Linked DNA regions of Homo sapiens: region 1 is linked to region 2. A link is a loop called in an ENCODE intact Hi-C map of the cell type or tissue named here. Cell type or tissue: Calu3. All regions are shown on one strand. Links, peaks and the distances in the headings refer to the core of each region. The heading gives the core; the rest is flanking DNA.

Region 1 (5,391 bases), core at 180-5,179, 50 kb before region 2:
TGGTCTTTCTGCTGATCCTGGCAATGTTTCCCAACTGAAGTGTCCATATCACTGACTTCATAACCATCCAGAGCATGAGTTAAATTTCAGATTCATTTGATCAAGTATACTGAATGAAACTCTCCAAGGGTGGGGCTGAACTCCCACAGTTGCTTCTATGTTCATCCACTAAAGCTGGAGGCCCACTATGTAAGGAGCTCTTCCAATATGCTTTATTCAACTTTCCTCCTCCTCCCTCCTATCTCATTTAATGCAAGCAGATGTTAGCGTCTTTATCTCAGGACTCTTGTTTATTTCCTTTGAAAAGTCATATTGGATCTAGCAGAGTGGAGGGTCAGAAGGGCATATAGATTGTTCACTAAAAGTTTTGTGTAGACCAAAAGTTACAGGACAAAACATTACAGGCTAATAGTGTTATCATGTCAAAAGGGAACACGTACTTGAGACAATTCCAAAGAATATCATTTTCTCACTAGTGTAACGAGGTATTACCATATTGGTCTCTCAGATTAATGTAGCAACTTTTCCCTAATGAGCTCTAAGCTGTTCCATTAGAATAGCTATAAAAGTAAGACAAAACAAAATAAATATTGAGTCACCCAAAGTGGGTATTTTTTTTTCCTGAGAGAGAATTGCACTCCATCACCCAGGCTGGAGTGCAGTGGCCTGATCTCAACTCACTGCAACCTCTGCCTGGCTGTTCTCGAACTCCTGGCCTCAAGTGATCCGCCTACCTCAGCCTCCCAAGTGCTGGGATTACAGGCAGGAGCCACTGTGCCTGGCCGGTATTACCAATTGGAAAGGGGAGAAATAAACTCCAGTTGTCCCAATCCTCAGTAGAATATTGCTATATCTATCTATTCAACATCAAGTGTGGGTAATGGGATAAAGCACTCAATGGAATCCCCAATATTGCATTCTGTAATTTGAATGGCAAATGGGATCTGCAGTAATGCAGATAACAAAATAATATTTACTATCTGTGTACATAGCTCATCTATTAGAGAAAAGCAACAAATAAATACACACATGCAAAAAAATGATGTGAAAGAAGGTAGAGATCTAGTAACTGCAGTTTTCTCAAAAATTGCTTTGTAGAGTGATGATAAAATTCCCAAACCACATGCACTGAGTTCCCAACTTATGTACACACAGCCCCTAGCAGGAAGAGCAGCCAAGTCACATGCTATAACTGAAGCTAAGGACAATCACCGGAAAACACCATTAACCCCTACTTTCCTTTCTTTTACACCCACCCCCACGTCTGGCTTTTGAGTTTTGCGCAGAGTAAACAAGACTATACTCGTACATTCCACCAATGAAGAATTTTATTTTATACTTGTTCAAAATCATGGAGGGCTGTAAGGACTTTCCAATTAAAGCAACCTTGTAAAGTCTTACAATTCTGTCATTCTTTAAGGAGTTCCTATTAAGTCTTAAATGCTTCAGAGATTAAAAGGGTATATTAATGTTATCGGGGACTTGAGATAAAATGCCGTGCCTTGCAGGGTATCTTTGCAGTTAATGAAAACATTTTCATCATATTCTAAGTCTATTATGCCAGATCTTCATTTCATAAGTTGTAAGATAATCTTATTTTAATTAGAGGAGATATACCAAGTACATTAGAGTAATACAGTTAAATATATTCATCAACTTTGTTCTTGTCAGGTAAAATGCCTCCTTCAGAGTTTGTTACTCTGATGGGCTATCACAGATGTAAGTAAAATGGTGTGTGGGTGTGTGTGTGTGTGTGTGTGTGTGAATTCTGAATGATTTCTGTAGAATTCATGAATAAAAGACTGTTTTCTGAGGAGGACCCTATATAACCCTCTCAAAGGCTACACTGTCCAATATGATAGACACTTTCAAATGTGGCTACTAAGTACTTGACATATGGCTGGTTCTAATTGAAATGTGCTGTAAATAGAAAGTACACACTGGATTTCAAAGATTTAGTATAAAACATATAAAAATCGTATTAATAATGTATATATTGATTACATGTTAAGATCATTACATTTTAACTACTGGGGTTAAATAAAATATATCATTGAAAATTTCACCTGTTGCTTTTTACTTTTCAGAATATGGTAACCAGAAAATTTTAAGTTGGGCATGTAATGCACAATACATTTCTCTTAGACTCTGATGCTCTATATCATCTAACCAACATGTAAGATCAAACCTTAATTATCTGTGGCATATTATCCATGTTGTAAGTAATAAACCAAATGATAAAATGATGAATCTCGAGTTGGCTCTTCCTAAATTTTGAACAAGTTACCACTCACTTCTCCCCCTTGTCCAGTCAGTTAAATGCAAGTATGGAAACGCTAGCCTTAACAACTGCCCACAAGGCTGGTCTGTGGCTACAGAAGGAAGTTGGATAGCACCTCCCAAAACTAGACATGGATCCTATGATTCTCAGGAGTGGATTGTGAAATAAAGCCAGAAGTAGCTTGTGGGAGAACCACTCATTAACAGCAATTACACTTATGAGCCAGACATTCAAGTGGGACAGGGAAAGCCTCAAGTTCCATTTCCATCTTGTGATTTTGCAATTCGTGAAAGGGAAAGGAAGAGAAAAGTACACATATGGGTAGGAAACGTTTTCAAAATAAACAAGTACCCCATAGAGACCACATTAAAACACCTCATTGGGAGACCAGGAGAAATGTGAGCTACAATCAGAACAGAGAGCTCTTCAACAAGAGCCTCAAATGCCAAGTTGGTAACACGAAAAGGCCATACAAATATTTTTAAATGTAAAACTTGCTACTCTCAAAGAAAAGGAATGTAGAGCAGGTCAGAAGCAAACTAAAAACAAATGGTCCATGAAGAAATCAATAGAGCACCTCACAGGGGAGTCCAAAGCAAAAATGCAAACCCCTTTAAGTATAACAAAGTCAGGAAGCCAGCTAGAAAATGCAAAGGCCATTCAGGGATGAAAAGGTGATAGCAGGAAGGATCGATGAATTGTTTGCTTCAGTCTTTACTGAAGAAGACTTTAGAAAAGAGTCTCACTTGCATCTTGCTTTAAAGCCGTCAGGTCAGAGGAATTGGAACAAACAGTGGAAAACAGGACTTTCCCAGACCCAAGTGGCAAACGAAATGTAAATAAATCACCAGGCCCAGATGGCATTCACCCAAGACTGCTAAAGGAACTCAAGGGTAAAATATGGAACCGGTGGCCAAAATGTGTGACCTGTTGTTAATAACCACTACTATGTGAGAAGAATGGCAGCTTGCCAGTGTGACTCACACCCATAAGAAGGACTCCAGAGGAGATTCTGGAAACAAAAGGCTCTCAATCTGATTTCTAATCTTGATATGATAATGGCATCTCCATAAAAGTTACAGATGCAATATCCATGAGAGTTACGGTTTATATATTGAGGAGTCTTGGCTAATAACCTTTGAGAGACAATTTAGATGACTTGGACCAGATACTAAGAAGTTATGGAAATTCTGTTGAATTTCTTAAAGAGTACTTTTCTGTTATCAGATAGATGTATGTATGGATGAAATTATATGGTATTCAGGATTCACCTTAAAATATTCCTAGAAAAAAGAACTGAGGGAAAAGGATAGATATAACAACAACAAAAAAGAAAGCAACATGTTGCTAAGATGGGTACACAGTAGTTTATAACCTTTTCTCTCCACTTTTGTGTGTTTGAAAACCTCCATAATAAAGCTAAAAATTAATCAAGAAGGGAATATAGAAATAAGCATATGTCCAAAGGGAAACCACTGAGTGCTATTTATTTAGACTTTCGAAACATTTTGACAAAGTTTCACACCAACATTTTACACACACACACACACACACACACACAGTGGGTTTCAAGTTTGTAGGTGATATGAAACTCACTTCAGTAGTGAACTGTCTGAGCTTACAGGGAAAATAAAATACAAACAACTACAACATCAACACTTCCAACACTGCCTAAGTAGAAAGAAAACTGGTGTATGATCTTTAACATGTGCCATTGTTAAAGGATTAACCTTAGAGAACAGTGATATAGACATATATGTGTAAGATATGAGATCTTATCAATTACTAAAAGTCTAAACCAATGTTTAGAAAGAACTAGAAACAATTTTTCCTAAAATCAGCTTACTTTGCTTCTGTAGTTAAGGAGAAACACAATGCTGGGCACCCCTAGGAAAGGGTTTTGGAAATAAAACATTTTTAAAATTAGATATGTCTGAGGCAGCAAAGTATCTGCTTTTCCTGGATGAATTCACATCTCAATGACAGTACAACTAAACTGAATGAAGTATAGAGAGCAGCATGTAGAATCATTAGAGAGGTTGACTAGACTCTGTATCAAGATAGACTCAAACAATTAAAACTTCTAAGCTGAGAAACACAAAGCTTAGGTGATATATTAAGATCAATATTTATTGAGTAAAAAAAGCATACAAAATGACTGAATGTGGCTTCATTTACCAGTTCCTAGAACTAAGGACTTCTTGAAATGTTACCTCTTTAGTTCTCAAACTAAATTAATAAAACACTATACGGTGTGAGTAAACTTTAAAAAGATGTTACCCCCAAGAAAGTGTTGCAACTAAAAGTACAAAGGCATGGAAAGTAAAGTTTCCATACATTTATGTCCAAGTTATTAAAGATCACTGGTAGATACTTAGAATAACAAATCCACTTTTTTGTAGAGAAGAAACTAATAAGATCAAAAATACTACAATATTTCTTGGTACCCCTCAGAGTTGGAATAGTAAGCTACATGGACAACTCTAGTGTACACGTATTGGATTAGCTTCATCTTTGATATATTGGTGTCACTTTTCTCCTTCACTATAATTGAACATTAACTATGACACCAAACTTTTAGTTGCATAGTTCAGTATCACAAACCATAACTTTACTATGAAGAGACAATCAACTACAACTCATGTAACAAAAAGTGTCCATTAAAAGTTCCAAATATTTGTTTTGTTATATTATTTGTATACAAAGAGTTTAACTCATCATTGACTAGAAAATTAGCATTAATAAATTATTTTCTTTAGTTTTTCCCTAAGAACAATTAGCAATAATTTTATGAACATTAGTTGGCTAAATCCTTTACTCATCCTAAAAGATGATATTTCAATAAGATATTATTATTTTAATGTGTTATTCACAGTATTGACTTCTTTTTTTTTTTTTTTTTTAAAGTTGAGTCTTGCTCAGTTGCCCAGGCTGGAGTACAGTGGTGCGATCTCAGCTCACTGCAACCTCCCCCTCCTCCGTTCAAGTGATTCTCCTGCCTCACTCAGTCTCTCAAGTAGCTGGGATTACAGGCGTGTGCCACCATGCCCGGCTAATTTTTGGATTTTTGGTAGAGGCAGGGTTTCACCACGTTGGCCAGGCTAGTCACA
Region 2 (5,391 bases), core at 172-5,171:
CTTATTCTGTATTTGTCTCCCATGTCTTGCTCTTCCCCTGAAGAATTCTGTCTTCTCTTTGGCCATCTCAAATTGAGAACCTAAACTATTCCTGCAGAACTGCCTGGCTGGTGCCCACAAGCAATACCCCTTTTTCCAGCAGCACCAAGGGAGCCAGCCTCCAGTGAGTGACTCCAGCAAGTGCAGCCACCTCTCTCTTGAGAGTCTGGGAGCCTGGACCCATCAAGGGGCCCTCCTGACCTCTGGCTCTAGTGAAGCTGAATGTCCTCACTTTGTGGGTCACACTCTTTCCATTTCTGTAAGGCAATCTTGGCACACCTGGGGCTTACCAGTGGCCCAGGTAATTTTTTGTTTCATGGACTATGGACTCTTTCAAAGGGATATGATCCTTTTGAATTTTGCACAGCCCTAGATATAATCCCTTTTCATAAATGGGTCTTTGCTTCTGATTACAGGAGCACTGTGGAACATCTATAAATATGTTTTTATAATTCCATGTATAGTTGATGTACACTCAAATAAAACCTGTCCCCAGCAGCCACTGCTCTTTGTATAGGGCCATAATGGAATTCTGAAGAAATCTTGGGGAGGGAGGGGGAGTTGGAACAAATGTCTGTTCCCTGGAGGCCAGTCTGGTGCTCAGACCTTTAGACTTACTGTAAGTTGCCACTGCCAACATGAGACCAAAGTGTGTGACTTGTCAATGCTGCATGACAGCATTAAAGACTGATGCTAAGCCTTAATTAAAAAAAAAAAAAAAAAAGCCACTTCTTTTCTTCTTTCCTGGTAAATTTGCCATAAACCTTCTCCAAGACCTTAGATAAGAAAATGTGTGGCATTATCTGTGCTTTTAGGCAGCAAAGAAAGAACAGGGAGTGACTGATGACCATTTTCTCCCCATCACTAGTGCTGCCTAATGATCTGTTTGCTCCACAACCTTCCAGGTGACTTAGGGATACAGTTCTCCTCACTTAGTCCTGGCTCCCTCATCTTCTCCCTCACGCCTTCATGGTACCACTCTGATTTCTATATGTTTCACATCTCCTATCACAGCTTCATTTTATTATTAACACAAGTTATCATGTCATGGGAGAGGTACTTGCATGATGGCTTGGGTATCTCAACAGTCACATGACTGATAAACTCTTAAAATCACTCAGGTAAGAACTGCTGCAGCAGATCGAATAGAATTGATAAAGAAAACCATATTTCTAAATGCCTACAGCAACCTCTAGGTCAGTTTCCTTCTCTGACTCAAAAATAAGAAAGGAAGGAGAAGAATCCACCAGCATAATGTGATGAGAAGTGCAAGGTGAAATAACAATGCAGGTCAAGCTGGCATTTGTTGTTACTAAAAGTGATGAGCTGCTATTCCTTCCCCTATAACTGCTTTTCCTCCTTCAGGAAAAATAATTCTATATCAGTTATTATCTTTCCTAAGCAATAGAGTATGAGAATTTTTTCCCACTATAAGATGATAGCCCCATTGTAAAATAAGGATGACCATTACCTCTGAGTATGACACTGTTTTTGGAAAACAACAATTATTCACATAATACCATTAACAAAAATACTTTAAAGTGGTGCTTTCCAAATTTTAATGTGCCTATGAATCACCTGAAGATCCTGCTAAAAATTAGATTCTGCTTCAGAGGGTCTGGGGTGTGGCCTAAAATTCTGCATTTTTAATAAACTCGTGGGTAAAAGTCAATGTTGTCAGTCTGCCAATCACATTTTGTGTAGCAAGACTAACCATTACCTTCAGCATTATATTTTTGATTACTCTGGATTTTGTTTTGCTTCCTAGAATATGCTAGTTTTCTACTGGATTTGACTTTTGATCAGGACCATTGGTCTTCCAGTGCTTGGAAGTTCTCTGGTGACAGGCTTTAATACTTCAACTTTTTAATGACTATAGTTGGTTATGTATTATGTTTCCCAGTGTTAGCTGCATTCTTTGGCTATGATTCATGCACTACATTTACTGTTAATACGTAATGTAAGTCACTTTGCTGATGTGTTGAAGTTGGTAATTAAATCCTTTAAAAATCCAGTAAGCAAGAGTCAGATTGCTTAAGAAATACTGAATTTCTTTGGAAAATATCAAGGCCCTAACAATCACCTTTCAAGAGGGAAAAAAAATCTATTTTACCAATTTTACTTGCTCCTTAGTAGAGCAAGAGCTATGAAAATCATGGAAGAGAACTTTGAATAAAAATACTGTTATTTTACCTTTTGATTCAGATCCTATAATTTCAAAGAAAGTCTTTGAAGATAGATTGATTTTGATAATTTTCTTCATTGCACTTAACATCACCTGGAGCCAATCAAAAGAAATCAGAAAATCTAACATTTGAGTGTGAAGCAAAAACAACACCTTTATATGTTAAACTTCAGTGTTTCTGAAAGTGAGAGTTTGAAAGGCTGAGAGGTTGAAAGCTCTGGTTTCATCCATTCACATAAGAAAGGAACATAGTGTCTTGTCCACAGACAAATTCAAATCACATTTGCTAAGCTGGTGGTTCTATCTGAAACCTCTCTTAAGTACGATGTGTTGATCAAGCCAAAGTGTGCCCTGTAATTTGTTTTACAGATAAGCATCCTCTAAAGTCTATGGTTGAGAATATTCTATTTCCTCGAAACCTATGCCAATTTATTTTCAAAGTGCCAAGTTGGGATGGTATTTGGGTATGCAGGAGGATATATTGCGCAATTGTCATTTAACCATAGATTAAATGTCTGCATAAAAAGGAATGCGTTTTACAATTTTCAAATTGATGAAAGTTTTATGGGGAGATGTAATGAGAATAAGGATGTATTTTATGCAGGGGGGAATGCTATCTGGCAGTAAGAACCAAAGATGAGGATTTAAGAGTCTAGGATTGAATTGGTGGCATCACAAAAGATGTCTTTAGGCATGGATGCTCCAAGGTAGGTCAAAAGAGCATCAACGGAATCATAGATGCTCACTGCTTCCTTTGAAACCTCAAAGACTCCCTGGTTCCCAGGGTATAAGGAGAGGGCAGGATCACCTGTGTGAAGCTGGGCACATTATTGAAAGGAGCACAGCATAGAGCAGAGGTGGCATAACATGATGGTCAGAGGAATGGACTCCCCAGCTCGACTGCCTATGTTTCAATCTGCTTACTAACTGCGTGACCTTGGGGAGAGTATTTAACTTCCTTGTGCCTCAGTTTCTAAGCCATAATGAAATGAAAATAATAATAGTATCTACCCCATAGGGTTGTTACAAGGAGTGAGTAACAGTTGTATAATGCTCAGATCAGTCTCTCATGTAAGTGTGAGCGGTTTGTTTGTTAAGTAAATGAATCAATAATTAAGCAAAGTGGTTTAGATGTACATTCTCTAGACTCAGGTTGCCTAGTTTCAAATTCCAGCTCTCTGCCACTCTACTGGGCAAGTTACTAGTCTTAGGTTACTCACATAATACCATCTACTATTAAATGAGTGGTCTCGGGCAAGTTACTAGCCTATCTGAGCTTGGTTTATTCATATAGCAATATACTTTCTAAAGTTGATATATGTTAGTTTCCTACCCCATACTAGTCTTATCATTAAATTTGATAAGTATGCCATCAACTGACTGGAAAACCTTTAAGTGAGAAAAGGGCAAAGAAAGAAAACAAGACAAACACCCTTTAACATTGCACCAGAAGTATTCTTCCAGGTTAGCATCCACACATAAATCAACCCTCCCTGGGCACAGTCGTTCATCAATTATGACTTCACTTCACAGTGCTGTCATGCAGCCCATATTTGACTATTTAGTCTACAAAAATAATATCTTTTTACTGCATGTTTTTTAGTACACAGTACACAATGATAACACATTCCATTTATATAGCACATTAATGTTTTGTAAAGCCTTTCACATCCATTATTTTATTTAACTAGACATACTGTAAGAGGCTCATTTGTCTTTGAAGAAGCAGCATTGAGGAGGAAAATTCCAAATTTAATTTAAAACCATGTTTTTACTGCTACCAGGAGTTATCATTGAAAATAGTACTTCCATCAATGGTTCTTTTTCAGTGGCAGATGGTAGTCACTGCATCTCTGGATGTTCGCTGCAGTGGACAAAGCCATCCCAACATTAAAATAATTCTTCATGTACTCCCCTTTCCTCTTTTCTGTTTCCATCTAATCTCATATCATCATATCACCCACTATTTTGAAAACATCTCTACTTAAAGGAAAAGTAAAATGTTTTCACAGATGTATTCAGAGTCTCTGCTCATCTACCACTATGGTGAATTTGTCTATAACTCCCTTTCCTTGAGCCCAATACCTGCAGATGAGGTGTGTGCTGCACTCCAACACTTGGTCAGTGTACAGCCTAAGCATTAGTATTACCTCAGTGTTCCTCCTCTTCAGCCCATGATCCCTTTGCCCAGGATTTCCTTGTTTTATTTATTACCTGGACTTCTTTTTTACTTAACAAAAAAGTATTTTATCTCCTACTTTCAAAAGGAATCTGAGGTGTCCTAAAAACACATGAGCAAATCGGGGGTGTAAAGAGAGAAATAAGAAATGGCCTCCCCAGCTCTCCCTCTCACTGTCCTCAGCTTTACCATTGTCGTTCCCATCCATGCTCCACACTCAGACAGAGGTCACTTCATTCCAATAATCACAGTTTTATATCACTCTGTCAAGTGAATGTAAACTTTGGTTGCAGCCAACAGAGTCTTCTAAGGACTAATTTTTTTTTCTACTTTTCCTAACCCAGAATTCTCCATTTAAGGCCCTTGTAGGTCTCTGGAGACCTCATGTGCCTGGTTCTTCCTTTCCTGCCCTCATAACTTTCCCAAGAAGTTTATTTTATTTATTTCACAACATTTATATCAAGGTCTTAGTCTGCTCAGTCACTGTGCCTACTACATACACATGTCCTGTTACATACATCCACATTACATACATGTAATGCATGTGTGCATTACACGATGAGCTCATTTAATCCTCAGAACAATGCTTATGGGTGCTATTACCCACTTCACAAATGAGAAACTAAAATAGAGAGAGGTAAAGTGATTTCCACAATTTCAAGCTGAGTGGCAGAGCCAGGATGGGCCTCTGACAACCTGAGTCTACAGTCCTGCTCTTTACCTTGCCTCCACCCTGCCTCTCTGCTTCAACCACATGGAACAGCTGCTTTCTCAGGAGCACCTAGCGCCCAACTTACTCCTCAACGTGAGGATCATGACCCAACCTCTCCACAAAGCCACTGCAATGGCGTCACTCATTCTCTACCTGGCAGGGGAATTATCTAAATCATCATCACCCTCAAAATGTTGTGGAAATATATTAGTTTCAAAGACCCGTTCCTTGTGATGCTTCTTGATCTGTCTGAAGACCCCTATGGCTCCCCAAGGT

The links. A loop is a pair of places that touch in the nucleus more often than their neighbours do. Peaks named below come from ENCODE experiments on the same cell type or tissue, not always from the same donor. Only the 100,000 strongest peaks of a DNase experiment are listed, where the experiment ranks them.
Region 1: a loop joins it to region 2, with 2.2 times the contacts of the local background. A loop is called at or near these places in 3 of 110 quality-filtered maps.

Annotation. Positions count from the first base shown.
Region 1 is chr2:191,925,310-191,930,700 of GRCh38, reverse strand. All of the region lies in intron 1 of CAVIN2-AS1 (CAVIN2 and TMEFF2 antisense RNA 1), which reads right to left. Among named protein-coding and RNA genes, the nearest start is that of CAVIN2, 81 kb to the right of the region's middle. In Calu3, for the core only: no CTCF peak of the experiment used is centred there; a DNase peak (open chromatin) is centred at 3,210.
Region 2 is chr2:191,875,341-191,880,731 of GRCh38, reverse strand. All of the region lies in intron 1 of CAVIN2-AS1 (CAVIN2 and TMEFF2 antisense RNA 1), which reads right to left. It also overlaps the pseudogene DNAJB1P1. Among named protein-coding and RNA genes, the nearest start is that of CAVIN2, 31 kb to the right of the region's middle. In Calu3, for the core only: no CTCF peak of the experiment used is centred there; no DNase peak of the experiment used is centred there.